7 separate regions of the Mus musculus genome follow, and all the other regions are linked to region 1. The links are chromatin loops, found by intact Hi-C in ENCODE. Cell type or tissue: heart. All regions are shown on one strand. Each heading gives the region's core, and the rest is flanking DNA. Links, peaks and the distances in the headings are about the cores only.

What was found. Peaks named below come from ENCODE experiments on the same cell type or tissue, not always from the same donor. Only the 100,000 strongest peaks of a DNase experiment are listed, where the experiment ranks them.
Region 2: a loop joins it to region 1, with 2.7 times the contacts of the local background. A loop is called at or near these places in 18 of 42 quality-filtered maps.
Region 3: a loop joins it to region 1, with 2.7 times the contacts of the local background. A loop is called at or near these places in 7 of 42 quality-filtered maps.
Region 4: it touches region 1 in a loop (2.7-fold over the local background); 5 of 42 quality-filtered maps call a loop at or near these places.
Region 5: it touches region 1 in a loop (4-fold over the local background); 14 of 42 quality-filtered maps call a loop at or near these places.
Region 6: it touches region 1 in a loop (4-fold over the local background); 21 of 42 quality-filtered maps call a loop at or near these places.
Region 7: a loop joins it to region 1, with 7 times the contacts of the local background. A loop is called at or near these places in 2 of 42 quality-filtered maps.

What each region holds. Positions count from the first base shown.
Region 1 is chr5:52,667,309-52,671,603 of GRCm38, reverse strand. Sepsecs (Sep (O-phosphoserine) tRNA:Sec (selenocysteine) tRNA synthase) reads left to right here and starts at 1,903. Exons shown (of 11, transcript NM_172490.4): 1 at 1,903-2,029; 2 at 2,551-2,705. The coding sequence starts at 1,916. In heart, for the core only: a CTCF peak has its summit at 1,896; a DNase peak (open chromatin) is centred at 1,863; H3K4me3 peaks cover 1,337 bases; H3K27ac peaks cover 984 bases.
Region 2 is chr5:52,812,596-52,816,904 of GRCm38, reverse strand. Zcchc4 (zinc finger, CCHC domain containing 4) reads right to left here. Exons shown (of 13, transcript NM_001308144.1): 9 at 983-1,104; 10 at 668-743. Among named protein-coding and RNA genes, the nearest start is that of Anapc4, 19 kb to the left of the region's middle. In heart, for the core only: no CTCF peak of the experiment used is centred there; no DNase peak of the experiment used is centred there.
Region 3 is chr5:52,780,551-52,784,859 of GRCm38, reverse strand. It overlaps Zcchc4 (zinc finger, CCHC domain containing 4), which reads right to left and starts at 1,805. Exons shown (of 13, transcript NM_001308144.1): 1 at 1,646-1,805; 2 at 753-871. The coding sequence starts at 1,769. In heart, for the core only: a CTCF peak has its summit at 1,839; a DNase peak (open chromatin) is centred at 1,779; H3K4me3 peaks cover 1,456 bases; H3K27ac peaks cover 1,186 bases.
Region 4 is chr5:52,740,659-52,744,967 of GRCm38, reverse strand. Pi4k2b (phosphatidylinositol 4-kinase type 2 beta) reads right to left here and starts at 3,394. Exons shown (of 10, transcript NM_025951.3): 1 at 3,000-3,394. The coding sequence starts at 3,249. In heart, for the core only: a CTCF peak has its summit at 2,627; a DNase peak (open chromatin) is centred at 3,347; H3K4me3 peaks cover 2,063 bases; H3K27ac peaks cover 1,154 bases.
Region 5 is chr5:52,831,730-52,836,038 of GRCm38, reverse strand. It overlaps Anapc4 (anaphase promoting complex subunit 4), which reads right to left and starts at 1,904. Exons shown (of 28, transcript NM_024213.2): 1 at 1,647-1,904; 2 at 256-361. The coding sequence starts at 1,775. In heart, for the core only: no CTCF peak of the experiment used is centred there; a DNase peak (open chromatin) is centred at 2,038; H3K4me3 peaks cover 2,149 bases; H3K27ac peaks cover 2,230 bases.
Region 6 is chr5:52,820,166-52,824,474 of GRCm38, reverse strand. It overlaps Zcchc4 (zinc finger, CCHC domain containing 4), which reads right to left. Exons shown (of 13, transcript NM_001308144.1): 13 at 1-857. The coding sequence ends at 788. Among named protein-coding and RNA genes, the nearest start is that of Anapc4, 12 kb to the left of the region's middle. In heart, for the core only: a CTCF peak has its summit at 2,563 (motif pointing right); no DNase peak of the experiment used is centred there.
Region 7 is chr5:53,266,270-53,270,578 of GRCm38, reverse strand. Smim20 (small integral membrane protein 20) reads right to left here and starts at 3,473. Exons shown (of 3, transcript NM_001145433.1): 1 at 3,221-3,473. The coding sequence starts at 3,335. Gm40303 (a long non-coding RNA gene) reads left to right here and starts at 3,452. Exons shown (of 2, transcript XR_868423.2): 1 at 3,452-4,309. In heart, for the core only: a CTCF peak has its summit at 2,093; DNase peaks (open chromatin) are centred at 2,288 and 3,298; H3K4me3 peaks cover 2,143 bases; H3K27ac peaks cover 1,685 bases.

The DNA.
Region 1 (4,295 bases), core at 296-4,295:
CTCCATCCCTTTTCCCTCCCCATCTCCTTTTCTCCATCCCCTTCCTCCTTTCCTTCATCCCTTTCCTCCTTTCCTTCATTGTCTTCCTCCCTCTCTCCATCCCCTTCCTCCCTCCCTCCATCCTTTTCCTCCCTCCCTCCATTCCCTCCCTCCCTCCCTCTGTTCCCTCCCTCCATCCCTCCCTCCCTCCTTCCACCCCCTTCCTCCCTCTCAGTGCTCCCTTCCCTTCCCAGTTTGCGTTGCAGGTGAGCATGCTCTTTGTTACCCCCTTTCCCACCCCTGCCACAGGGCAAGACAGTGCAGAGGTCCTTCCATCTCTCATTCTTGCTGAAGTCATTTTAGGTTTGACTAGAATTTGATCTTCTTGATAGAAGTAAGTGGCTTGGTTATTGTTAGAATTTTTTTTTTGACCCAGGTTAAAATAAAATCAGAACTTAGAGAGACTATACAGGCTGTATCTTTTGGCAAGGAAATACCACAGACCACCCTGAAAATGGACATACACTATCTAAAATACATTTTAAAAATCAATCTAAAAATGGTGAAATGGCCATTGAGGTCATGGTTCAGCCCACTTTTGTAGACTTTTCCTAGACTATGTTGTAGGCAGGTTACAATGATCCTCAGTTAACCTCAGTGATCTTTGTCAAGCTTCACAGCTAATGTTGACTTGGGAGACTAACCAGCTTGTCTATGTTGCAATGAGTGGCTCCATAGAGACATGTGATATCCTTTTGAAGATATCTGGTAGCCCCTAAGCAAATGTCCCGGGAGGCTCAGAGATTAGCCGAGCAAAAGGTCCAACCATTTACCACATCCTTTCTTTTCAAAGGCAGGGGCTAGGCACCGGTAGTGTACAATGGTGCCTTTGAATAGCTGCAGGATTGTGACCTTTGTATGCTCAGGGATTTTAATGGGTAAGAAAGCTGGCTTGGCAGTGATCTCTCAGAACATTTTCATTGTTTCCCACATCTCCCCTCTTTCCCCATGAGCCTTTATTTTTATATGGCTACGATTCTATGAAATAGTGCATTACAGAGTCCCGTAGCTTCTTGTCCATTTTTGTTGTGGTGCCCAAAAAAGGTGAGGAACTCTTCTTCCCTCAAACATTTCAAAGTCATATAGAATTTGCAGGCCATGTGTGCTTGCTTGCTGACATGTAAGTACATATATGTTCTACCAGTGGGGAATTCCTACATTTGGTAGACTACTACTATGTTCTAAAGATACACTATTCATGGACAAATGTTAGTACAAAGTTCTTAAAGGAATTCTGTAGATCTAAACTTAGTAGAGAAAACTCTAGATCTCAGGTAAGATATGCATAAGGTTCCTCTTCCCATAATATGATGGTGGGTTGAGTTATTGCAGATTATTGCATAATTTAAAATGAAAAGAGTAACTATCATGAGATAAATTTGCCGCGAGAGCAGGGCTCTATCCTTTCCTAAGGTTGTCAGGCAGTAGGAATTGCTGAAATATATCAAGGTATGTATGATGTAAGGTTCTGGAATCTGACACAGTCTGGGGAAGACTCAAACAATATGACTGGAACAGATCATAAATTGTCATTTCCTGAGAAGCCCACACAATGACTCTTCTGCCTTCTCTGCCCTCTCTTGAAGTACTAGTGTTCTTGATTACAAGAGGGCTTACCTAGCCCAATCCAACTCCCCTTTCTTCTGGCCGGAAACCCGTTAATCTTGCCAACTCTCTCATATATACTCAAGGTTTCCAACTTCTTCCCAAGTGCTTGTGGTGTTGGGGAATGGGAGTGGAGGGCCACCAAGACGGCTCTGCGCATGCGCGGAAGTCGAAGGCGGCGTCTTAGGGTGTTTTGGGTCCACGGCCGCCCCGTACCGTCCGGGCAGCGCGTTGCATCCTGGGCCTCGGTGTGTGTTCAGTGGGCGCCGTCATGAACCCGGAGAGCTTCGCGGCGGGCGAGCGGCGGGTGTCTCCGGCTTACGTGAGGCAGGGCTGCGAGGCTCGGCGCGCCCACGAGCACCTCATCCGGCTGCTTCTAGAGCAGGTACTCGGCGCTCGGGCTCGGCGTGTGCCGAGAGGGGCGGGGCAGCGCGGCGCCTTGGTGTGTGCGGAGCTGTCAAAGTCCAAGGGCTTGGTCCGCCGGGGCCATTCGGGGATAGATCGCATGCGGCCGGTAGACCTGCGCCCGCGGGCAGCTGCCCGCCGCACCTCTCTGGCCTCACCTCTTGACGGGAGTCCTGAACCGTAGTGCCCCCAGGGTCTGCCAGCCCCTAGTTTGAAAACTCACCCGAGGACGTCACCTTTTCAGTTTCCCTAACTCCACTGAGCCCTCGCAAACTTCAGTGGCCATATTACATAAGTCCGCAACCTCTATAGTTTGTAGTCAAATAGAAAACGAACGTTTGGCCAATTGGCAAACGTTCCTTCATAGCTGCTGAGTTTATTTCTGATGTGAGGAATCAAGGGTCATTAAAACACATTAAAAGGAATTCAAGTACATTGATGTGGAGTTTTAGGGGCCGATAATTTACCTGAATATAAATGCCATTACTTTTTTTTTTTAAGGGCAAGTGTCCAGAGGATGGCTGGGATGAAAGTACCCTCGAACTCTTTCTGCATGAGCTTGCAGTCATGGATAGCAACAATTTCTTGGGTAATTGTGGTGTGGGAGAAAGGGAAGGGAGAGTGGCCTCTGCTTTGGTTGCTCGACGACATTACAGGTATGGTTCTTAAACTACTTATGAAATTATTTACTTATTCATTCATTCTGGGAATGGGAGTGGAAGGAACTTAAAATAATGGTGGTGGTATTCCTACTAAATTATAAAGTTTCCACTCAGAAATAATCCCTTCCCTCATGAAATGGGTAATGGGTACAGAAATCAAACGGAACTGAGAGATGGAACTGAGAGACTTGGAGCTTTCAAGACAGTAGTTCTGATATATGGTGGTTTCCTCTTTCATCCAGCAGACTGGTCAACATCACTGGTGCTGTGTTCTGACAATATTTAAACTAGTACATCTGTTATAAAAACTTAATGAAGCAAAACAAAGCAAAATTTAAAAAAGCATAGTTACGGCTGAGGAGCTGGCTCGGTGGTTAAGAGCACTGACTGTTCTTCCAGAGGTCCTGAGTTCAATTCCCAGCAACCACATGATGGCTCACAACCATCTGTAAGGGGATCTGATGCCTTCTTCTGGTGTGTCTGAGGACAACTACAGTGTACTCATATACATAAAATAAACAAGTCTTTAAAAAAAAAAAACAGTTCATTTCAAAAGGAATAAGAGTTATTCTAGAGATACATATAAGTGACAGGTGACCCCAAATATTATGTTCTTCTGGATGGTAACAGTTCCATGAAATTTTTATGTAAAATAGTCGCAGAACAAAATCATAGGCCAAGACACTTTTTGACTACACTAGTAGAAATATAGAGGTAGGCATGTTTAGGAAAAGCAGGGAAATTCCGTTGCAGGCCCTGGCTGTTGTCTGATGACATTCTTAGCTTATGGGTAGGTGAAGCTAGGGGGTTTCTGTCCCTTCCAGAAGGATTGACCTAATAGTCACAGGGTTGCTAGGTCACACAGAGGGAAGATGTTTTGGTTCTTGGCCTGCCAGTTGCTAACTTGCCACAATCATAGACGTTCAGCCAGCCTTGCAGAGTGTTTACCATGGGCGTGGCCTTCTTTCTTTTTCTTTTTTCAAACTTCACTTGATATACATCATGGTTGTGTGTTGTTGTGTTGTTGTTGTTTTTTTTCTTTTTTAAGACATTCTCACTTTGTAACTGTGGATGGCCTAGAACTCACTTTGTAGCTCCTGCTGGCCTCAGACAAAGAGGTTCACTTGCCTCTGTCTCCTGACTCATAGGATTAAAGGTGTTCAACCCCACTTGCAGCCATGTTTTCTTTGTAATGTACAGGTTTTACTGGAGAGTAGAGCGTGTTTATCACTGTCTGAATTCCAGCAGATGGGGGAGCAGTTGTATTAGATGATTACATTATTTGTATTAGTTTTGAGATTTTACTCCATTCTGAAAAGTGATTTTTTTAAGAGTCTCACCTGCCTCTGCTAGGACTGAAGGCCTGTGCCACCACTGCCTGGCAAGAATGATTTAATCATTAATTGGTAGTGCTTTTGGATATGACTGCTTATTTCTGTCTTCCACCCTTTCTGTGAGAAATATGATCTCTTAAAAAACTTCTTGTTTTTTTGTTTTTAAATCATGGTGAAATATTTGAGGCTTACTAAAATTTTAATGAAAATATTTGCAGTCAGAAGTGATGCTAATGAGTAGGGATGCAGA
Region 2 (4,309 bases), core at 36-4,035, 150 kb before region 1:
TGTTTGTTAACCCATGCAAAACTCTTAGAAACAAGGCTAGCACATAAAACGTGCACAGTGCATGTTACTAACCATTCCTTCATCAGAACAGCAATGGCATCTAATGGTCCAAAGCCTGATTTGAAACATCATAATTTTACTCTTAACAGACATATAAATTCAGCACTTAGTGCCTTATTTGAAACACTCTTCGTAAGTACCATATGAAAATGATTGAAATAGCTATTTACGGTGATGAAAGAAATTAAGTACTTTAAAAAGCCTGTTTTCGGGCTGGAGAGATAGCTCAGTAGTAAAGGCATCCATCACCAAGCCTGATGACCCAAATTGGATTCACAGAACCCATATGGTGAAAGGAGACCACTGTCTCTTGTATGTTATTCTCTGACCTCCATACGTGTGCCATGGCTCACATGTGCCTACTCACACACACATGCACACACACACACACACACACACACACACACACAACTTTCATGCACAAAATAAGATTCCTTTTAAAAGCCTGCTGAATTTGTAATTAGAATAAAATACTACTGTATTAAGGTTAGGTGGAAATAATACACATGAATTCAAGTATTAACATAACACTTTAAAAGTGATAAAACTAACAAACTAACATAAAACAATCCCTTCCATAAAAGTGGGTGACATAAGAGAACTATACCTTGGATGTGCAAGAATTACAATGCACACAGTGCTGGTTCTCACGAGAGACATATCTCTGACAGAGGGAGCAAAATCTAAAGAGAGAAACAGGGAAATGAGCCGCAAGTGTTCATTGAGATTCACAGAACTGACAAAAGCAAACAAGGTACTTGCTCCAAAAATTGGAGGTAATCAGAATTCAATTCAGTATGAAATTATGGACCAAATCTGAGGGTAATATAAGAACCACATGATTCAGTATTTGAAAGCATTTTACTGTTAGGTACATAGATGTGAATTTTCAGGTGACTTGGGAAGTTCAAAGCGCTCTCACCTGTATCCTTCCTCTGATGGAAGGATTATTTTGTTGGGTGGAACGTTGGTGAAAATTCGGACAGGAGACTGTTTTCGACCTGTCTTTCCATGTTTGTAAAGCGCATGATTATCATAATCCACCTAGGAAGAAAAAAGAAAATTCACTCAAATGAGTCAACATTCGCTAAGCTCCTTTAACCAATAAACAAACAAACTGATGCCAAGATCCAGGCTGAGGTGCTCCAGTAGGGAATAAGAAAGTCCTAAAAGCAAGTTTACTCGCCGCCAACCTCAGGAGGCGCCTAGAGCAGTGGCATTCCATTACAACAAGGGAAAGATGTGTTATGTCACACTCATGTTGGTGGGTAATGGGAATGACGCTAACTTTATCTAAAAGGCTACAAAACAAAGTATTTTGTAATTAAAGCTTTATTTCTGATGCTAACCACAGGCTTTGTTTGAAGATGTATGCTAGTGACACTGAGATGTTCCACTTTCTTAGAGAAAAGCTTGCTATTCAGCTGGCCACATCAAAGTGCGGTCTCTGCCCAGCCTTCTACAATCTGAGGAATGTTTTTTACCTATAAAAGGTCATGGATCTTGACTTTGAGAGCTACACTGAGGAGTCACTTAGTCCACAGTCTGGCTGACACGAGGCAGGAAGATGGGGATGAAGAACCCTTGGTTCTGTACCCAGCAGTGACCCTTCCAAACACTGACCTCCCTCGACATCTGAACTTGTGATGCCAGCATTTATTTTCAAAGTGAGGCCACCAAGCACTGTCTTATATGCCTAAATCCCCTGTCCTGTGTGCTAGTATCCATACTCACTCTCAGGCTGTTGTGAATCGCCCTAGCTACTAAACATGTCTTTCTTTAGATAAATAATACTCAAAAAGGGATCGGCAACACCAACATTACTGGGATGGATCCTGTTAGAAATGCAAGTTCCTACCCAGCCTACATCTACTATCTCAGACACCTTGGCAGTGGGGCCCAGCAATGTGTTTTAGCAAGTCCTCCTCACATGCTCACGTTTGAAAACCACTGCTTTAGATCCTCCTCAAGAATACCACGACAGTTAGGAGCTCAGGACGGGTGGATCCTAACTTCCACATAAGATGGCATGAACGCTTTGGATGAGAAGCAAAGATACACCTAGGAAGCTGGAATGGACCAGGCTTACAAGCTGGCTATTAAATAAATGAAGCACAAACAAGGGAAACCATGACAGGAAGACGGGCTTTTCTTTTCTTTTCTTTTCTTTTCTTTTTCTTTTCTTTTTTTTTTTTTTTTTTTTTTTGAGACAGGGTTTCTTTGTATAGCCCTGGCTGTCCTGGAATTCACTTTGTGGATCAGGCTGGCCTCCAACTCAGAAATCCGCCTGCCTCTGCCTCCCAAGTGCTGGGATTAAAGGTGTGCGCTACCACGCCCGGCGAGACGGGCTTTTCTTAAAAACAATTTTTAAAATGTATTCTTAGTCCCAGCACTCAGGAAGCAGAGGAAGGCAGATCTCTGTGAGTTCGAGGCCAGCCTGGCCTACAGAGCAAGTTTCAGGACAGCCAGAGCTACACAGAGAAACCCTGTCTCAAAACAAAACAAAACAAGTATTTTTAGACTATACATACATGTATACAATGTATCTTGATCATATCCGACCAAACTCCCTTTCCCTGACTCCACTCCAGTGCTTCCTCTTCCCATTTTCACGTCCTGTAAAAGGTATATATGTGCATGTGTATATGTGCATATGCATATACATATATCTCCATCCCTCTGAGTCTCTGAGTCCAATTAGTTACCAGCGTGTGCATGGGTGGGGGAAGGGTCACTCAGCATGGACAACCTACCAGCAACCACACCCTAGAAGAAACCTTGCATTGCCTCTTCCAGCAGTGTTCAGCTGTCAACAGCTCCTCAGTAGTTGTCACCCTCCCACACAGGGTAGGATGCGGACAGGTACTGCACAGGGAATCAGAAAGCGGCATTCACAGCACGCCTCCCCATCCTGACTCTGACATCCCTTTTACTCCTTCTTCCGTGATATCTCCTCAGCCTTGAGGATGTTGATACAGATATCCCGCTTCCGGGGAGTCAGGGAGAAAGTGCAGGAGTGGCTATGACCCAAAGACATCGTACACATGAATGAGATTCTCAAAGAATACATAAAAAAATATGGCATAAAAAAGTTCCATCAGGGCTGAGCACTCAACAGCACTCATCCTCCACGCTCCATCCAAACTGTAGGAGTCAAGCTTCTGATGGCAGACTGCTCAACTCTCCACAGCTCTGGTTTAACCCGGTATTACCAGATTTACTCATAAATGCATCCACTAAGGCTCAGACCGCAGCAGTGAGAAACAGCTGGGCAGACTAGCTGAGGGAAGGCAAGGCACAAGTCAAAGTCCCAAGGGTTTCTGATAGGCTGCCCGCCAGCAGGGGCCTCCACCCTCAGCCTTGCCTTGCCTCCCAGGTAGGCTGGTGGAAGGCCTCTACGCATGCGCAGTATCCCAACAAGGGAAGACTTTGTTAAGGTCCCATTTGCAGCCCTTCGTTCAGTCCCCGAATTTTAAGACAGACACTGATAAAACCTGCTCATTTCTACTGAAAATAATAGCAATGAATAGGATTTATAGTTTAACAAATTGGGGGTGTTTGTTCAGAAAAGACTGGGAGGAACTGACAGCTAGTTCATAACTGAAGGAGGATCATATGGAATAGAAATTAGACTTATCCTTTATTGCCTCGGAGAACAGAACCAGGAGCAATGGTTAGGAGTTAATGGGGAGCATATTTTATCTCAATATGAGAAAATTCTCTAACGATTAGAGCTATTAAATAAATTGAGTTGCCTTGTAAGGCTTTAGGACTCTGCGCCCCGACAGCATCCGAGTGAGGCTGGATGAGCGCTTGTCATGAATTCAGCAAGGAGATTATTACACTGGGAAGTCAGCCCAGGTTACCTCTACGTTTCTTCCCAGCTTTCAAAAATCCCGTGAATATATGTTACCTGTTAGAGGCAAGACACAAAAATGGATTTTACTTTAAAAAAAAAAATCAACCTAAAATAGTAGTTTAAGTAGTTTTCTTTTGAAGAGATTTCAATTTATAATGTTTCCCTGGTGCAGCCCTTTGTGGAGTAGAATATATGTGGTACCTTATTAAATTCAACAAAAGATATTTTGCACATAAACTTATGAGTGTCGTAAGAAAAGCCACTCTTCCCACGAGACTGCTGCAACTTGGAATCGCTGGAGAGTTAAGATGTGGGAGGATGTGTACTGCGTGGGACACTCGTGCCACAGCAGCAGATGGAGGGGCAGCCTCTTTATGGTTTCCCAAGGAG
Region 3 (4,309 bases), core at 33-4,032, 110 kb before region 1:
GTCTACATAGTGACCCAGGACAGTCAGAGCTACACAGGAAGATACCAAAAACTAACCAAAAACAAACCAAAAGAAACTAATAAATAGCAAAACTGAAGTTGTAAGTTGACTACCCAATACTAACACATCAAATCTTATAGGGAACTAATTTTCATTTAAGACAATAACACATCTGTATCAAAGTTCAGAGTTAAGTATTAACTTTAATGCCCAGAATTTAAAAACAAAATCCAAAGCATGAAATTTTCATCCCTCCTAAGATATTTATCTTGGGGTGAGAGAGATGGCCCAGTAGTTGAGATCAAACACTACCTTAAGACCTAACTCTATTTAAAACACCCACATCAGGAGGTTCATAACTGACTGTAACTGCAGTTCTAGGGGATCGGAGGATCTCTTCTGATATCCATGGGTACTTGCACTCATGTGTGCATACCAATAAATAGGTGCACACACATATACACATAATTAATCATTAAGCTGGGCAGTGATGGCACACATTTATAATTCCAGGACTCAGGGGGCAAAGGCAGGCCAGCCTGGTCTACAGAATCAGTTCCAGGACAGCCAGGGCTACACTGAGAAACAATGTCTCAAAAAAAAAAAAAAAAAAAAAAAAAAAAAAAAAAAAAGGAAAAAAAAAATCTTTAAAAATACCAAATGCACTAAAATAAAGAAATCCTTTTATATAATGCTTAAACTTCATGTTTACTGGTTCATTCTCCGTAAAACTAGCCAAAATGTTACTGTACCTTTTCATCTTCCCACTGAAAAAAGTTACAGTCTTTTCTATCTCTACAGGCTGAGCAGGCATAAAACTTTCGTGTTTCTTCCTTCCCTTGGTTCACTTTTACAAAGAGAAGAGTAGGCCCTAGTTCCAGAATAGGAAGAAAAAATAAGTATCAAGCAGTAGTCTACACCAAGTTTCTCTGCCTTAAATAAAACTTATTTAGGCATTATACATAATTTATAATTCAATGTACTATCCTCTTTGATAAATCTTATTTTCTTCCATTGCAACACTGATGCATTTGAATATTAGAAATAATTTTTAAAACTGCTCTCTTCAAAAAGAAAATGCTTTCTGTTTACATTACAATAGTCAACAGCTGGGGTCCATGACGAAAGTATGCTTAAAAGAACAAACGCGAATAAAACAAGGGGGAAAGCCCGGAGAACTGCAAGGTTTGCCGTTACCATTTTCAGTGAAACCCTGAGCTTTACAGTTGGAAAGCCGCAAGAAGTAAACTTAATTAGGCTTCCAGGGTTTTGTTGTTTATTCTAACTTCAAAACAATAAAACCCCATCAATTCAACAAATTAAATTCCGCTAAGAACTTGTCAGCAAGAAGCCTTCAGCCCCGTGCATTCTACGTTCGGCTTTCTCCCTAACCTGTCCCCCAAAGCAGAGATGCTAACAGCTCTGGAGACAAAGCTCCAGCAGCCAGGACCTCTCTGGGGGTTTACTAAATAGAGTGACAAACACTTTCTGAAACCGGGTGTTATTCACGCATCACACAAGGTAAGGAAGAGGGGGTGGGAAAAAGCCTTCTCTTCCAGACACAAATCCGAAAAACCCGCAGAGCACCTAGCCCAAGCCTCGCCATTGGCGCCGCCGGCAAGGCTGAGCGCAGACGCCGACCCACCGTGCGGGCACAGCGGGGCAGGAGCCGTGGGGTTCGAGGGAAGCGCCACCTCTACCCCGGACGCCCTACGCCCCGCGTCGCCATCACCCTCCAGGGACTCAAGACAGTCCATGGGCGCCGCCATCTTTCTGCCGAAGTCCCGAAAGCCTCTGTCCCAACCAAGGAGGCGGAGAAAGAGCGCCGCCGCGGCACGCGGAACCCACAGCGCCCCACGCGTCCTGGAGGAGCCATGCCGCCGTCAGACCCAGAGTGAGAAACTAAGCAGGACACCCACCCACCCACCCACCCACCCACCCACACACACACCCGTGGGGGTTCTGGGGTGAAGCTGGAAGGCCTATGCCAAGAGAGCACCTATAACCAGGAGAAGAGATGAATCTTTAGAACAAAGATCTGATTAGATTATAGATCCAAAAGAGCAACAAAGAGGTAAACAATGGCTGAACCACACAGCACAGCAGCTCTATTGCGTTTAACAATGCCAAAGAACTGTCTAGTCTTTTGGTTTGGTTCTGTTCTGTTCTGTTCTGTTCTCTGACAGGGTTTCATGTAGTCCAGGCTAGCCTCTAACTCCCCAGTAGCAGAGTGTAGCCTGGAACTCCTAATCTTTTGCCTCTACCTCCCAAATGCTGGGGTTACAAACACATGCCTCACCATGCCTGGAGCTCATCTAACACTTGCTCTTACACGTAATTATTGAATTCTCGTTCTCGTTTGTACCTCAGGAAAAGAATGTCGCCATTTGCCAGTGGCAGTTGTCTACATAAAAAATATCAAAGAATGTACACTTTTTAAATAACTTCTAGGTTAACTTGAGTTTGGTAAGTTTCAGGATATGAGACTAACATACCCTGGCAGTGATTGTCTAAACATAAAATTTAGAATACCACTTAGAATTTCCAAGCAAAAGAAGCATGTATTTGTTTAACGTACACAGGTCTCATGAGCAGAAAACTAGAAAATGTGGTTGAAAAAAAAATCAAGAAAGATCTAAATAAATGTGGAAGCGTGGTCTGTTCATTACACGGGAAACGGAACACAGTAAAGATGCCACCTCCTACCAGGTTAAGTGCAGACAGGTTGAGTGCAGTTTCTAGCAAAATCTCAGCCAGATATACAAAGTATTATTCTGAATTTTATAGGGAAAGGCAAAGAAATGGCTAAAATAATTTTAAAAGAAAATAACCAAGTGGGAGAGATCAGTCTATCTAATTCCAAACAGTGGTAGTAGTAGTCAAGGCTCATTCATACACACATCTGTCAATGAAATTGCAAATTGTAACACGCGTACATGCGTGTATACACACATGCACATGCACACACTCTGATCTGAATAAGGTACATGAGGAGGTATATAATTATGATAATAAAGCAGCCTTCAAAAATGATACAGTCTTCTCTTTTCTGAGGAAAAACTTTGGTGAGAAAAATCCCACACCTTAGATTTAGGTACACAGTTATTCACCAGTTTACAACAGGCACAAATTCTAGAAACTCTGCCACTAGGGGATTTTATTGCATAGGCATTAGAGTAAAATTTAAAAAACTGGGGAGGCTACAACATCACCAAGATCCTAGGTTTTAGGGTTTTTTTTTTGCGGGTGGGGTGGGGGAACATTTACGTACACATCCCATCGGTAACTGGAATGTTATGAGGTGTTAACTATGGTTGATAGACATCTATGTATTTATTTGCTAACAGGGTTATGATAATCATCAGTAAGTTATGAGTGTTTTTATTGCCTAATAGAGTCTTTACTTCATACTGGGAAATACTGGGGGCAGAAATACTCTGAAATCCTTGGAAGGATTCTGATGGAAACTGAAAATAGACCCGAGCACAGGGGTGGACTCTGGCTGCCTGTCCTGTCACTCAGAGTTTGATCCTAAGACCCAATGAATTCGGAAACTCTTCCCACAGAGTCTCTGGACAAATCAGTAAAATCCTACAAGTACCAGGAAGACTATCCCATTATCCTCAGAGAACTCCACTCTCCAAATCTCCTTCAAACACAATGAGTGAAGCCAGATCTTTTGTAGAGAATGTCTTAGCATTGTCTCTATCTTCTGGTTGAAAAACTTTGGTCCTATCAAACACAAGCAACAGAGATGACTGATACGACAGTCATCATGATGGAGATGTGTAGTCACTACTGGGGCATCCTTTTCCACAAGGATGGTGTTTTCTGCAACAAGTAGCTCTGCCTATTAGCCTTCCCTGTAAATTTCCAGATGCTTGGTAGAATATGGTCTTTTGCTTTACCACTCCAGTCACAGATGTAAAAGTACTTTTTATTTGCCTATCCAACTGTTGTCTGGAAGGATTATGGTCTCAATCTGCTGACCTAGGCCTGGTCCTGGAAGCTTCTGGCCTCCATATATCTGGACTTAGAATGTTTTCAGCTTCTGAGACTTCTTGGTGAATAAGCTCACCCTTTCTTGTTCTTTCTGAACTCTAACTGCCTGTTCAACCCAGCAGTTCTGGCTCACAAACTCCTTTCCAAGCTGACTGATTTGATCTGGTTTCTCTTCCTTGGCCTTTCCTGAATGGTTCTGCTTGACCTCATACTAATTTTGGCAATCTGTTCTAATCTTGTGTCTCCTCATTCACTGGCTCGTTCTGTCTTCATCTGTGTCTGGCTTGTTCTCTCTGCAACTAGTCTC
Region 4 (4,309 bases), core at 133-4,132, 74 kb before region 1:
TAGCAGTTAACCACAGGCCACCATTTGATATAAGGTACTTACTGTCGGCTCCTCAAGACTTACTTTCTACTGGTGCCCAGCAGATAATCAAATATTTGATGATTGATGTCCATTTCTGTTATAAATGGATAAGAATGGCTGAAAGTTTTACTTGTTTTGTAGATAAGAGTCCTATTGAATTGGGCTGGGCTGGACTTGAACTCACTATATAGCCGAGATTGGCCTTAAACCTAAGTTTTTTGCTCCTGCCTCAGCCTTCTATTCCTTCTAGAATTACAGGATGGAGTCAGCACATGCAGCTGTATTTGGAGCACTGGCAGGCTGAGCAATACTTTTTAGTTCCATAATTGTTTACTTTTAAAGCTCAGGTATGGTGGACTGTCAAGACAAAGGAAACTTGTATTCTTAAAAACCTGCCCTAAAATAGTTAGGAGTATTGGCTTCTTGATCCCCGATCAGGCAGAACGCCTCCCACTAGTTATGAGATTCCTTCCACTGAAATAAGACTTCGGGAAGTTACATTCTGCCTCTTTATTTGCATTTTAGATTTATTTATTTTATTTTATTTTATGGTGTGAATGTTTTGCCTGTGTGTATGTATGTGTATCATGTGCATGTCTGGTGTCCACAGAGGTGAAAAGACTGCATCAGTTGCCAAGGAACTGGAGTTATAGAAAGCTATGAATCTGAGTGCTGGGGTCTCTGCTAACTGCTGAGTCACCTCTCTACCCCCTGCTGCTTTTGAAAACCCTTTGCTTATTTTTAGGATTTTTGTTTTGTTTTGTTTTGTTTTGAGAGTTTTGCTATGCAATCCTAGCTAGCCTGGTACTACAGCCCAGGCTAGCCTTAAATTCAAGGCTGTCCTTCTGCTTCACCCACCTAAGTGTTGAGATTACAGGTATGTACCACCAAGTCAAGCTTGCTTTTTTTATGTGGGAATCCAAAGTAGTGCTTATTTCATAGGGCTACTTTCAATCTATTACATGTGAAGTGCAGAGAACACAGCCAGCACGTGCACCTAGTATACCAGTATTATTACAGCCTCATTCACTGGTTTCAATGACTGAATACTGACTTAATAGCACTACAGTTCAGGAGACTTCTAGAATCTGCCAACTACATTGTTAATATAAAGACCAGAGATGCATGACATTCTCCACTGGCTCAAGAACATAAGGCTCGCGGTTGTATAAATAAAATAGTTAAACACCAGAAATGTCAATACTAATCTAAAAACTTAAAGGTGTTCTCATGACAACTGCATGTAAAAGACAAAAGAGCTAAAGGACACTTTTAATATATTAAACTTAAAAGTAGTTAAATTATTCAATCATAAACCTTTGCTAGTTTTAAACACTTTAAGTAGAATAAAGAGTCAGAAAAAAAAATCCTTTTAAAAAGAACCTACATAATACCCCAAAGCAGTAGTTGTTTTGTAACACAGACTCCTAGAGTAAAACGGACAAAGTTCAGGACCTGGAAGAGAAAAGAAGTGGCTCAGTCATAACTTGACCACTTCCTGGATCTGTGACTGTGCAAACATCTTGGAATAGGAGCCACCATTATTACCGTTTTACTAAGTTTCAGTTTTCACAAAGAGGGTCAGCGACAACTCACCCATTGTGCTGCTGTGAGAACCAATGTCAAAACTCATCTTAAACTGTGAACTCTGACCTAGCTATCACCACCGAGGAGCTAAGAGTTCTTATAATCCATTTGCATTTTAGCTACCACATTCTCGTCCTTTTGACTTTAGCCTTAATATAAGTGTTGACAACAAAGAAAACACACAAACCAATCCAACCCACTCAAACAGTAAAAGTTTTTCAAGACTCTATTTCAAGGCTCTATTTCAATCTAACACACGAGGTAACTCTGGGGCAAGTAGCAGCCATATGGATCTTAGCTACCTCACAGACTAGATTCTACCTCAGATAGGGCCAAAGTGTCCACTGCAGCTGGCTGAACAGAGATTTGTGAAAGTGGAAAACTTCACATTCCTTTGCTCTATTCAGTGTTGCATGGCAAACTCATCCATCAGCTAACGTCGTGGTAAGGGCAGACCCCTATGTAGTTAATGTGTTTCAGAGACGACTTCCTTTAGGTCTCTTATTTAGAGGATTTGTGTTTGAATAAAAGTTGTTAGAACTCTTGACTTGCCCTGTTCAAATCATTTCAAGTCACATTAGCACACTGGTAGGTCAAATAAACTTAACTTCTAAGAAATGCAGTATTAATAACAACTACCTTCCCTGTGGCTTTTCCACAAGGAGTCATATGGAATGATGCTCGTGGAATAGTGCATATGATACTTCTTTGGATCCATCCTATCATCATCAAGTAGGAGAAAAAGGGAAAAAAAAAAAAAAAAAAAAAGCCAGTCTAGACTCCAGATGGATCTCATACAAATCTACTCCATTTCAGCCACACTCCACTCCACCGGTCCAAACTCACCACACAGACACCCAGGCCTGCAATAGCATGCCTTAATTTTTAGTTTAAACATTGTTAGTTAGCCTCTCTTTCAAAGGTCCACTTAAAATCAGCCCAGGAGATAATGAAAAGGTGTTTTTCTTTTTAAGCGCGCAAATATACTTTGCAGAGAGCTGGCGGCAGGAGTTCGCCCGCCTCCGCCCCCTCTGGCTAACGTCACAATAGCAACATTTAATAGAAAGTTTTGAAACTTGTCCCAGCGGCAAATGGTCATCCCTTCCTATTATCTCTCGGCTTATCATCCGCCCTGTAAACTCATGACTCCGACGAGAACTTTCTGGATCGTTGTGCGTTCTTAATTCAGAACTTAAGTCCAAACTTGAACAAACAACTTACGTCACAGTCCTGGATGAAGTTTCCCTCAGTGTTGGGTTCCCACTTGGACTGACTCTTTGGGGAAGCCTACAGAGTGAGATTTTAGTGGTCCCCGTTCTCCTGCCACAGAGGGAAAGGTGAGAGGAAACTGAGGCAGGGAAGGGCGGGTTGCGCGCGCGCATGGGTCGCACCTGAGCTCGTAGTGCGGGTCCGATCCAGCTCGGTGGACAAGCTCGCGGAGATCGACCCTTCCCCGGACACCGCCGGCGGCTCGTCGGTAGCGGGCTCGCGGAGGACATCCGCGCCCTCGTCCGCCTGCATTCTCACGGCGCTCCCGGGCGCGACCCTCCGCGGCTGGGCCCAGGCAACGCGAGGCAGCAGCGGCTCCCGCTCCTCGTCCTCGTCCTCCGAGGGGCGGGTGGGCTCGCAGGCCTCCGCCATGATGTCCCGGGGCGGCTCCGGCGCTCAGAGCCGCCGGGCTCCGGACTGGGACCCCAGCATCACGCCAAACCGCGGGGGACTGCTCCCACCGACGCCACCTCACCAGTCCACCAGCCCGCGCCGGCCACGCCCAGCCGCCGGCCACGCCCCGCCTCTCGAGCCCCGGGACGCCTTCCTTACGCCTGCGCAGAAGGACAGGGGGTGGGGCAAGCGAGGGTGGGGCGGGGCGGGGCGGGGTAGGGCATTGATGGCCACCTGTGTCTCAACTCCCAGAGCGTTGCCAGCCATTGCAGTGGATCCAGCAGAAAGCCAGGACCAGCGTCATTTCCGCGGGAGGTGCATCCCTTCCAACCTAAATAGTCCTCTCTTATTACTATATACATAATATACATTTATTTCACTAACTTTTCTCTAAAAGTTCATGAAGGCTGGGAGCTACTTCTATTACTATAGTCCATATGTTAAATATATAGTTTTGTAATCATAATCTGTGCATTATATGCATTTATTTGCTACTAAAATCGAGACGGGAGTGTATGTTTAGACATTCTTGATAGTGGTAATTTATAGATTTCTTTTGCTTTGACTGAAGTTAAACTAAGGTGTGTCAACACTTAGAAATCTTTCAAAGGCTGTATTTCGGCTGTGCTAATTTTTTTCCCTACTTCGCTGACTTTATTTTTTATTTTTATTTTGCTTCTTACTACTCATCTGTTTCACTTTTCTTTTCCTAGTTGTTTAGTAAAGATTAAAACATCGAGGAAGACCCGGGCGTGGTGGCGCACGCCTTTAATCCCAACACTCGGGAGGCAGAGACAGGCAGATTTCTGAGTTCCAGGCCAGCCTGGTCTACATAGTGAGTTCCAGGACAGCCAGAGCTACACAAAGAAACCCTGTCTCGAAAAAAACAAAAAACAAAAAAAAAAAAAAAAAAAAAAAATCGAGGAGGTTCCTACCTTTTAAACATAATGCCTTTAGAGCTGAGTTGCCTTCAGAGCTTTGCTTTAGCTGCGGTTCCACTGTTTTTGATGTAGTGTGCTTCACTTTTGACTCAGCTGAT
Region 5 (4,309 bases), core at 191-4,190, 160 kb before region 1:
AAGTCTCAAACTAGTACTTATAGTTCTAATATAGGGCCAGATACGGTAGGCCACACATGTCCTTAATCTCAGCACCTGGGAGGCAGAAGCAGGTGGATCTCTGGTTTACACAAAGAGTCCTAGGCCAGTCAGGGTTATACAGTAAGACCTATACAACAGAAACAAAACCATAATTCTAAAATATACCAAGAAAAAGTACTGTTTTTAGACTATCCTTTTGGAAATAAGAGATACACGTTTGTAGCATTATCATACGTTTGCCGTCTGGTCTCCAGGCCAAGCAGGTCACTTCTTTTCCTGTACTTTCATTTGGTGGGAAACTCCAAACTCGATGAAAACTTGCAAGGCGATGCAGCAAAACCTAAGATGAAAAGACATGATAGCAGAAAGCTGCAAACTCACCTGCAGAGATAAAATGAACCTAGACCCACAGAACAAAAATTTTAATTACTACTTTTGAGTATTTTTTTTTGCAATCTACAGAACAACAGTGTCCAAACGAATGTAAGACATTTTCAAAGAAATGGGTGAACTCAGAAGGCCCAACTTAGTCCTGTACTCTACATATTTTCTTTCTTTTTTTTTTTTTAAGGTACACCTACATGTATGTATTTGTACCACATTTGTGCAGTCAGTGCCCCAGGAGGCCAGAAGAGGCCATCAGTTCTCCCTGGAACTGAAGCTACCGACAGTTGTGACCATGTGGGTGCTATGAACCAAACCTAGGTCATTTATAAGAACAGCAAGTGCTCTTGATAGCTGAGCCATGTCTCCAGCCCCTTTTGTATCTTTTAAACTTACCTTTTTGAAAAGGTTAAAAAGCCTATCCAAGACAATAGACAAAAGAAGTAACACAAACAACATGAATATGTAGGTGACATAGTAAAATAACAACAATAATGACTGCACTCTTAGCCCACGCCTTAGCTATGTCACCAGCCATGGATCTTAGAGACAGAGCCGTGCCACACAACACGATAATGCAATCTGGCACACTAAGCATTTCTGGGTGCTAGGCCTTCCTTACCACCTAGTTTTACATAGGTGAGGGTGCTAAGTGGCATGGATGATGGGACCCTTTCAAGATGGCTGTCAGGTAATAGTCATCCTCCACAGAAAGATGGGTATCTAGTTGTACTTGATATCGCATGTTCACGTTCCTAATGTCAGAAATGCTAACTGACAACGTCCACACGCATTCTGTCTGCAATTCTGTGAGGCATCAGCCTTTCAACTTAAAGATCTTCTAAATAGCTAGATGTAACAAAGATGTAAAACCTCGGAACCAAGCATCCTCTGTAGCAACTGCACACACACACACACTTCCAGTTGGACTTGACAGTTCATCTTCATTCTCTACTAATCTGAAACCAACTTTGGGCGGGGTCTGATGGTGCATCCCTGGCCAAATCAATTCCTGGAGTCCTGGGTGTGCAGAACTTGGAGGGAATTTGTTCTTCTGGGCCATACAGGAAATGGAATACACATCCTGTCTGGAAGGCACAGTATTTTACACAGTCTCTTAAAGTTAACAGCCATGCTGAGATGTAGGGGCAGGAGAGATGTGCGATTCGCCACGTCTGCCAAAGGGGAAACTGAGGCTCGAGGGTCCCAGCCCAGGCGACCTCTCTCACCAGCTCACTTACCTCGCCTGTAGTGTTGGCCAAAGCAATGAGGTCTCGCTTGGGGGACCAGGCCAAGAAAATAATCTCCTGTGGCAGCTGCTTCTCTCCCACCACCCGAAAGGATGGGAAACAGGTCGGAAAGCGCAGCATGGGTGCGGCCCTGCAACGACGTGCGCGAGAAGGCCGCCGGAGCACCCGGCCACAAAGCTCTGGCACAAAGCCCTGCCAGCAGCGGTACCTGCCAGAGTCGCAGACTCGGCCTACTCCTAGCCAGCGGCCTTCCCCGCCCTCTCACTCCGCCCTCCGCGCTCGGAGAAAGCTTCCGGCGCCGACGCCGGGACGTCTTCGCGAGAGGAAGTGAGTGGCACAGCAGCCGCGCGCCGGTGGGGCGGGGAGAGCGCAGGGCGGGGCTTGATGTAGGGCGGAGCCGTGTGGGCGGGGCGAGCGAGTGCTTAGGGCAAAGTTAGCCTAGGCTACAGCGGGTGAGGGCGGGGCTAGAAGGGAGCGGAGCTAGGCCGTAGCTGGGCGTGGCTAGGGCGGAGCGAGCTCTGGTGTCTCGGAGGTCCCCTACTCTGGGCTGCCCGCTGCACAGCAAGTACCAAAGGAATCCTTAACCCTGTATACGCGGACGTGTGGGAACCCTTCCAGGCCTTTTCCGTTTGCTCAGAAATTCGCTGCTGTGTACACAATCCCTTTTGTTCTAGGTTTAGGCTCTAATCAAAACTCCGGACTCACACACTGGACCTCCTTTGGCACACAGTCGTTTTCAGCCCTGGATGCATTGTAGAATTTAAAACAACAAACCTCTCTATCAGGCAGCATTTTAGCAAATTAAAAGAGGGTTAACATTGGACGGAAATCACCATTTAAAAAGAAAACAAAACACTGAATGATTCCTATCTACAGACATATACTGTTAAAGTGCTTGCACCCTCCCTAACAGGGACAAATAGTGTGTTTTCTTTCGCCTTATTTAAATGATTTCTTGACTTGTAGCAAACTCACCACAGTTAAGAGGAAACAGGATTTATTCTGTGGCTATCTAAGCATTCAATTTTGTGAGAAAATGTGGACAGACACTGCCCAGGCAACCTCAATTGTCAATCTGTTGATCACAACTGCTCTGGGTTTTAAGTATAAAGACCACTCTGCAAGAAGGGAGAGCAAAGTAAGTCTACATTTTATCATCAGTAGTACTGTTTATCAAAACTGTTTCCCTCTGTCATGGTTTGAATATGCTTTGCCCAGGGGGTGGCACCATTTGGAGGTGTGGCCTTGTTGGAGTAGGTGTGTCACTGTGGGTGTGAGCTTTAAGACCTCATCCTAGCTGCCTTGAAGTCAGTATGCTGCTAGCAGACTTGATATGAAGTAGTAGAGCTCTCAGCTTCTCCTGCACCATGCCTGCCTGGATGCTGCCATGTTCCCACCTTGATGATGTCCGACTGAACCTCTGAACTCAGAGATCTGCATGGCTCTGCCGCCTGTAATGCTGGAATTAAAGGTGTATACCACCATGCCTGAATCTAAACTTAGCTGGATGGGATCTTACCCCCAATCCCTTAATCTTTTATTTCCTAGAACGTAAGATTCAGCTCCATTTCACTTCCTGGTGCCCCTTTAATATGTGAACCACATTTTGTATTTTTCCTTTCTAAACTTGCTATGCTTATTTAAAATGTTCTTCATGAGACTTAACCAGAGAACAAGGTCTCTGCTGGGCTTTTTTGAGACTTTGTCAATGCAATTAATATAAGTCTCTTTATCTTAGACTCAGGTAGACTCTTAAGACAAAGGCAAAAAGCAGCCACAATCTTCACCAAAACACTACAAAAACAGTTTCTGGGCCATATTGAAACTTTCCTCCACTGAACCGTCTTGAGCCAATTCTGAACAGTTCAAATCAATCTCAGCAACTAAATCTTTCATATTCTTACTAGGATAGCCCATTAAGCCCCACTTAAAGCATTCAACTGCTTTCCAAATCCAAAGTCCCCAAATCCACATTCTTCCAGACAAAAGGCCTATCACAGCAATACCCCACTTCTGGTACCAACTTCAATCTTAGTAAGAGTTTTTACTGCTGTGAACAGACACCATGACCAAGGCAACTCTTATAAGGACAACATTTAATTGGGGCTGTCTTACAGGCTCAGAATTTCAGTCCAGTCCATTATCATCAAGGTGGGGACATGGCAGCATTCAGGTAGGCATGGTGCTGGAGGAGCTGGGAGCTTTACATCTTCATCTGAAGGCTGCTGGCAGAATACTGACTTCCAGGCAGCTAGGGTGAGGTCTTAAAGCCCATACCCACAGTGACATACCTACTCCAACAAGGCCATACCTCCAAATTTCACACCCTGGGCAAAGCATATTCAAACCACGATGCCCCCACAACTTCACTTACTGTTTTTGGAAAGAAATCCAGAGACTAACTCACGTGATTCCAGTTTGAATAGTTTCTAGTAAGAGTTCTAGAGCCATAATATTTGCATTTATATGAAACAAACACTTAGTAATATGATTATTGTTACATATAAAACAAACACCACACTGCATAGTAAGTAATACATGATAATTATTAACACAACACATCTATCTACCTTTAAGGAAGTCCCAGATTTGGTAAAATATGATAACTATTGGCTTGCTCAATGTAGTTAAAAAAAAAAATCAAACCAAATGTC
Region 6 (4,309 bases), core at 289-4,288, 150 kb before region 1:
GTGTAGTCCTGGCTGTCCTGGAACTCACTCTGTAGACCAGGCTGACCTCAAACTCAGAAATCGACCTGCCTCTTCCACCCAAGTGCTGGGATTAAAGGCGTGCGCCACCACTGGCCGGCTGTGCCCAACTTTTGACACTGCAACACGACATCATCTACAATGTTCCTACTCAAGGTCTGTGAGAACAAGTCATGACCAAAATCTCACAAAAAGCCTCACAATGTATTAAGTGTGCTTATGATTGGCCACATTCATAGCTATCCTGGGGCACATGTGGCCGATGGGCTATGGACCAGATGTGCTTTAATGTATGACTTGGTCATTTAACAAGAGTTTCATACCTAAAGTGAAACAAAAGCTCAACGCACACGAGGTAAGCAGGTAAGCGGTAGACTTTCATTTGCATTTCTATCCGGTATCGAAGTAAACAGGTACTGAACATCCGTCAGTTTCTCAGTCAAAAGAGGCCAAAATAAACACTGGTGAGGCGTTAAAGGGTGGAAAAGCGTGGAGAGAGAGCCAGGCAACCTGCTGCCTACAGAAGGCTCCCCGGTCTGCAGAGGCAGCTGAAGGGACATAGCCAGCAAATGCCACCTGCCCATTACCAGGCTTAGGAAGGGGCACACCTTTGAAAGCAGCTGGATTTAAGTCCATGTGGCACGCGGAGAAAATGGCATCAAAGGTTGGACTATAAATCTTGCTTATTCTCAAGTCACTGGACATTTAGGAGTGAGGATATTGATGGCCCCTTCCCTCCTCTTCCTTCTTCTTGGAGCAGATGTGTGATTCATGGATTGTCCTTTAGTGCCTCCCTTCTTATCTTATTACGTTTTCTTTGCTTCTGCTTTCTGACAGCTCTGAAAAGCAAGGTGCTAAATTATTTTATGGAATGAGCACAGTGAATTATGTAATTATGCTGAAGTTTAATTAACTGGCTATCCAAATAGGAAAATAGAAGACATGAAAGAATTTACTGTGGGGCTAGCATAAATCCCCAGTGTCCTAACCATGACAACAAGGAAAGAGATGGGCCTGATCACACAAAAGACATTTCCGAAGACATTTCTTTAAAAGATGGTTACTACATTTAGAACAAGCTATTCGGGACAGACACGCCACACGAGTGAGCAGCCACCCCAATGGGCTTGTCTCTTTGCTACATTTATACTGCTCAACTCAGCACTTCCATTTCCAAGTCCCTGAATTACATTTTTTTTTTTTAAGAAAGGGATTAATACATGCGGCAGTCAGCAGGGGCAGAGAAATGAAACTGCACAACAAGTAAAGGAAAACTGACCACATTGCAGAGGCCCTTTCCTAAAGCCTCGAAGCTAATCTCCCTTCCCCTCGCAGGTGTAAAAGTGCCAGCTAGCACCTCAAGGGATGCCTGACTTCTGTGTCCCAAGCTTCCTGAAAGCAAGCTGTTCTAAAGGAACAGGCTGGAACAGTCAGGCCCCGCTGCAACCTGCCACGGCGGACAGAACAGATCCTCTGCTCTGCTGCTCTCACCACCAAGATGCTGCTGCCCGTGATGGCGAGAGTCCTGACTACTTACTCACTTCTCCACACTAGCAGAACCATGCCACTTGCCCTATCGAGGACTGTGCTGGTGCACACACTGTGCCCCTGGGCATAGCTGGCAAAGGCTCTGACTACCAAGCAGCATTAGTTGTTGAGAGTCAGAAGCCATGGCTCCTGTGAGCCAAACTAAGCTAGGCCCTCACTTCTTGATCCTCCAGGAAGACACCTGGGAAAGGCCACGGTGAACAGCAGACTCTTTCTGTTCCTTTAGCATAGGTTGTATTGGGTGCTGAAATACACAAGAGCGGGCATGGCCTTGAAATTCAAGGAACTAGGAAACTACACTAGGTAAATGTTTCTCTGCTTTTTGGGTTTTTTTTTTTTTTTCAGGTAAAAAAACCTCGAGGCTCTGAAGTCCTAAATTCACCCAAGTAGAGAGTGGCAGGGCCTGACTCTAGAGTCTGTGTTCCGCCTCATCTGATAATAACTACCCAACTAGTAAAACGGCAGCCCTGCAGGACCATCCATGAACACCAGTTAGTTGAAGTTTTACTTGGCCACTCAGCAGAACTCTAATGATTTATATCTTCCATATTTTGTGCTATGGACTAAGAATACCCACCAGCTCAAAATAAAAGTCACTTTATATTGTTTGTGTGTTACAGAAACCTCCTCTCTCAACCAGTCATTTCCTTAAAGTAGGAAAGCTTCTTGGTAAGTAAGGATTTAGAAACTCTAATGGAGTAAAGTATAATCTCTAATAGAAAAGTCAATGAAGCCTTGTTGAGAAATTTTAAATTTCTCTTTGGTTCATCTATTCATAAGCAGGATTGAAAATAAACCAGATTTCACTAGGGAATAAGCAGAAGGAAAGAATCTAAGAAGCATTCCATTGTAATGTATATAAACAAAGCCTTCAAGAGCAAAGTGTGAACTGGGGTACTCTGGCTGAGTAAAATTACTCATTTTAGTTTGCCTTAAAATTACACTGACCTAGTATTTGTCCTCTACCCTTCGGATTTATATAACTGACAGAATGAGCTTCACCACAAGAGGGAGCCAGCACCATTCCAGTTCACATCTGAGGGAAAAATTAACCATGGAAAAACAAACTACAAAAGACAGCTGTAAAATGCTAGGACTGAAGGATATGGCACGCCACGGTATGCTCAAATATCTTTAAAGTACTGCCATTTATAAAGAAGGGGCTTTTTTTTTTCAGGGCTGGAGAGGTTGATGCTCTTGCAGAGAGCCTGGGCCTGATTCCCAGCACCCATGTGGCAACTGTGACTATCTGTGACTCTAGTTCCAGGGCATCTTCTGGCCTCTGCAGACATCAGGCAGGGACATGATCACATACATGATAGGTACAGGCAAAGCACTCATACATATAAAATAAAAAAAAATAAATTTCTTAAAATATTTTTGTCAATTTCATTATGCAGATGTGTGTGTTTCTGGGAGTTATTTTGGGGTTTGTTTGTTTGTTTGTTTTAGAGAGGAGTAACTGAGAAAAGGAGAGTCCTCTGGCTGAAGAAGGCAACACTACCTGAGGATTGTAGGCAGACTGTACCACAAAGGATTTGCTCTTAAAGTTGACAAAATCCAATACTGGAAGTCAGTCTCTGCTCCCCACCCCTGAAACAGAATGTCACTAACACTCCAACAAAAGACTAGCTTAAAAAAAAGTTCTAGCAGGGCGTCACGACACCATAGCCCTGGCTAACCAGGAACTCTGCCCACCACTGCTTCCCCGGTGCTGGGATTTAAGGCAGGCACCACAACACCAAGCTAGACTTGCTTTTTTCAACAGCAAACATACACAGAGCTTATTGAGAGAGCCTATAGTCCATTAGTAAACACCACTCCAGTGTGGCAGCACAGGCCTGTGAGCCCAGCGTGTGGGGAAACTCAATTTCCAGGCCAGCCTGAGCCACAGAGCAAAACTGTCTTAAAACCAAAACTCACACCAATATGAAGATTCAATTTTCAGCTGGGCGTGGTGGTGCACGCTTTTAATCCCAGCATTTGGGAGGCAGAAGCAGGTGGATTTCTGAGTTCGAGACCAGCCTGGTCTACAGAGTGAGTTCCAGGACAGCCAGGGCTACACAGAGAAACCCTGTCTCGAAAAGCCAGCAGGAGATTCAATTTTCATATACATTAATTCACAGAATTAAAGGCTGAGCATGTTAACTCCTGACTGTACTCAAAATTGCACTGTAAATGATGCAACCATCCTAGACCAATAGGTAGATGGGCTGTGTTTTGTTATTGGAGGCTTCTAAGGGGAAAATTATAAAATGCATTTAATTAATTTTTAAAATTTATTCTTCTACCTTGAACTACTCAGTAGAAATAATTACAAAGTAAATTTATGAAAAACAAAACCAAAAACTCAGTCTAAATAGGAAACATAGCTCAAGAGCTGGTCCTTAATGGAAAATGTCCTACTGGATTTAAACAAACAGATAAATAAGGCAGACAATACCTATAATACCATCATAGCAGCTGAAGCTTCAAAAACCTCTCGTAGTAGCTGTTCATTTCATCACAAAATAAGATGATTAGGAAATTGTTTACCATAATCTCAATTTTCACATAATGTTAAATTTAGCTATTTAGTAATCTGTAGGTAGTGTGTAATACCAAGGTTCTATTTTTGTTTTATAATTTAAATCACTGAAACAAGAAGACATGATCCCTAACATTTTTTTAAAAAAGGTGTGTTCAGGGGCTAGAGAGATGTCAGTGGTTTAGAGGCCGGGTTGATCTTCCAGAGGACCCAGGT
Region 7 (4,309 bases), core at 160-4,159, 600 kb before region 1:
GGTTGGGAAAAGTGTAGCACACACCTCCAAGAAGTGTGTCATTAGGGGATGGCACTGGGGTTTCAAAAGCCCAAGCCAGGCTCGGTGGCTTTCTCTTCCTGCTGCCTACAGATGCAGATGTACAACTCTTAGCTACTTCTCCAACACTGGCCGCATCTGCCTGTGTGCTGCCATGTTCTCTGCCATGAGAAAAATGAACTGGGTCTCTGAAATTGTCATCAAGCTCTAATTAAATGCTTTCTTTTAAAAGAGTTGCCATGGCCATGGTATCTCTGTACAGAACACTGAGGCAAGGTGCATCAGTCACAAGTCTTTGTGCACCAGTCTCCCAGTCCCTAAAGTATTCTGGTACAGGCTGGGCACCATCTCCTGATGCCAAAAAACAATAGTGCTTTTCAATACCAATCTTTCTTTCCTTCAGGTCCCTCTTCCCCACAGTGGGACCGAAGCTGGTGCACAGTGGATCCAGTCACCTTGCTAAAATACTTCAATAACCTCCACTGGCTGGACTTTGAGGATAGCAGTGGGTAACTGCAGAGTTTTAATTAAGCAAGCCAGATGACTGCCCTCAAAGGACGAATGGCAGGACCAGTGCCAACGATCCAGAGGGTTCCACATTTCCTAACAAACCAAAACAGGTTCCCATTACAAATTCTCACCAGAGAAGTAGTACCAGGTATATCTCAGAAAGACCTCAACTGGGGCCAGAGAGACAGCTCAGCCAGTAAAGCACTTGCCACGCAAGCCCAGTGTCCTAAATCCAACCCCCACAGACCACGCTAAAGTAGGGGAGTAAGAAATGATTCCAGAGAGTTGTCCTCTGATCTCACCACACATAAGCTGCCGTATGTGCACCCCTCAACAACACACATTTCTTCTAAGCTTTAGAAAAAAAATGCACACAAGAGAAGCATGGGGGGCATATGGGAAAGATGAAGAGCAGGCAAATAAAGAAAAACAGTGATGTTAGTGACTACAGGTGCAGGGGACGCACGGGCTAAAACACTACCCAAAATGCACAGGGCCAGGACAGAATGAGGTGGCAGGGGACGAGGCCCAGGCCAGCCCAGGGCTGCCCCACATCTAAACTGCACCAGGCACAAGTGACAGCTAAAATGCAGGCTCTGAGTATAAGGAAGGAAAGCGGTTAAATACTATAAATACTGGAAACGGAATGGGCTCCCAGCTCCTGAGCACACACTGAGCTAGCTGGGCATGCTTCCTGCCGGCCTAAGGCACACACCTGCTTGTATCTCACTCCTCACCAAGACCTCCTTTTAAAAGTGTTTTTTTTTGTTTTTTTTTTTTTTTTTGGTACAATTCCTAATATGAGACTATACTTCACTTAATTCACCCTAAACTTACAAATTCAGTTCAGTAAACACCATCACCACAGCGGGGGGAACAGGCAAGGCTCAGAGTGAGGAAATACCTGCCTACATGTTATCCAGCTAACAGCCACCACAAAGGGTTATGACGAGCACTAAATGTCTTAGCAGAGTTGAAGCACTTGGAAGGATGAAAAAAACAAAACAAAACAAAAAAAACCCACCAAAACCAAAACTTCTGATAAAAATTAGCTGTTCAGTATTATTTACTTTTTAAAAAATTTTAGTTATAACCTTTGGTTAAAGTTGGTCGAATTAATTAAAATAAGCTAAAAGGCAAGCAGGTGTAGACAGTCTTAGAGCCTGACCTGCCCGCCTAAAGCAACATGGTCAGCCAAAGACTGGGGAGTATTCCTGGAAGACATGCAGGGTAACCGGCTGACTAAGAGCAGGGTAGCCTTCACAGTGTGATGCTTCTGTGCACTGTGGGAAATTTATCCTGGATCCTATCTAGTACAATGGCTTACTCTCACCTCCCCTTTTCTTCCTTAGCTGTGACAAGCAAAACACCTCCAGATAGCACAGTGGCTGAGAACCACACCCCTGTCTTCTTCAGAACTGGGATTTTTCTAAAGGGAACCTCCAACAGACCAAGTCTCAACTCCAACTCTAGAAGCTGTAATAAAATAGCCTGTGGCAGGGATCCATCCAGGATGGAGACAAATTCTGCAGGACCTTACACAAGCCCACATTCCTTCCACACGTGGCGCATGCAGGAAGGCTTGAAGGCAGGAAGCACAGAGACCATCTTAGTCTGAGCTGATGAAAAGAAGCTGTCAGGGGATTCATGTGTGTACTTTAAAATGCTTTGCCTCCAGAAACCAAGTGTTATGGCGCTGGAGATGGTCAGAACATTTACATGAGGCTTGAAATCGCCAAGCTTCAGCCTCAGCTAATATTCCCCGGGGGCTGGGCTGGCCCTCTTCCATCTTCAAGATGATTCAGGTTTCCTGGAGAACAAAATGATCCTCTAATGCCTCATCTCTCCTCGCTGACAGATGGTTTCAGATGTATCAAAGTGCTAATCCTTGCTGAGGTATAGGTCTCCAGGAAGGAGTGTGGCTTTTAGAATGATAGGACCTGAATGATTAAGGAGGAAAATGACTCCCCGGACACTCGCCATTGTCATGTGAGCAGCCAGCTTAAAAATGAAGGAAACCAGCAGAATCTAAAAAAAAAAAAAACGATTTGAGGAAAAACTCAGAACCCAGGTTAACAGTTTAGCTTTGAAATATTTCCGCTCCAAGACATCTTAGGGATTGGCAATGATGCACCATAAAAACACCTTTCAACTCAGAATGATCAAAGCTCTCCACTATAGCACCATCTCAGCCTGGGTGGATGGAGCGGGGCTCTGCGGACAGACGCCTGGGTTGGAACATTTCCCTCACCACTTACTAGCTGTGTGACCTCCATCTGTAAAATGGGTAGCATCTACCCCAAGGGAAGCCCGTGCAAATTCAACGACTCGGTATATGCTTAACCCAAAACATTAAATCTTCAGTATATCAGTATATACTGTGTGTGAACTAGTGTTAGTGTTGACCTGCTGTGTGTAGGCTGCTTTCATACACATCACCTCTGTGACCCCTAAGATGCTCACAGTTTTGTTGCTGATCCTGCAAAAGATATGTAGAGCCTCAACATTGAAGGTCAGAGGTGGGGCCCCTTGTCCGTGGTCACCGGGCTGCACTGGGCGAGCCTGGAACCCGGGTAGCCTCACTCCCAAGTCCACATCCTTCCTCAGCACTCCTTGAACAGATAGGGTAGGGGCTTAAGGGCTTCGGGGTAGCGCTGGGAGCAGCCACTGCGCGGGGTCAGAGGTCACTCACGGTATTCCTCCAGCCGCATAAGGGGCCGGAAGTAGATGGGATAGAAGGCGGCGCCGACCATGGAGATGAAGCCTCCGAATATGAGCGCGGTGCGCAGGTTCCGGGCCGCTGCCATGGAGAGAAAGGGGGCAGCAGAGCCGGCGAAGGCCCCCGCACGTTTGGAAACTCGATTCCCGGCCTCAAGGTCGCGACCCAGCTCGGAAGAGGCGGAGCAGAGCTCGCTTCCGGGATCGGAGTGCAGGGAGGAGCCTCTGAGCTCGGAGGCGGGGCCTGGGCGCCTCTTAGTGGGGCGGGGTCATCCGAGGAAGGGCGCGGCATAAGGCGGGGCCTCAAACCAAGACCCGCCTCCTCGCCCTCCGGCTGCCATCGTGGAGGCCGAGACACTGGTGGCTTGTGCTGACTTGTATTTGGCTACACTCCTTTCTCGTGCCCTCTTTTTGACCTCTTACTGGCCCCGGGTCTGGGTCCTTCCTTCTCTGCTCCAATTACCACCTTCTGTCTTACTCTTCTGTTCCCAACAACTCTTTCTTACCCTTCCCCCTCATTAATGTGACATTTGGTGACTGGTGAGGCTAGAAGCCTCTGAAAGACTGGGCCTCCCTCTTTGAAAGCTGTGTGTGGGCATGAGCCACAAAGGAGCAAATCACCTGGTTCGAATGGTTTGCAAGGTATTTGCAAAATTAGTCACTGAGTCTTCTGACCCAAGACAGCCTTTCCTGGAGGGTGTTTGAGCACAGTAAGTGATCTAACTTTGATCCCTTGTCCTCTTTGCTCTCCATATTGTGTGTGCTGGGTTATGGGGGGAATTATACAGGGGTTTCAGAAAGTAGACAGGGATTCCCAAAACTAATCGAGGGCTGCAAACAAAAACTATTAAAATCTAGGAACAGCACAGAGTCAGTGGCAGGTCCCTAGGGCTCTGGCTCTTTGCCTGGGGCACAGCCTCTGAAGACTGACACCTGTTCCCTCATCCCGCCATGCTTGTGGGGATTGCTTTCCCCCACCTCTGCACCTGTTCTCCTTTACAGAGCCTGAGTCAGAAGATATGATCTCCTCAGGGGGCTGGGCAGCTAAGACCAACATTCCTTG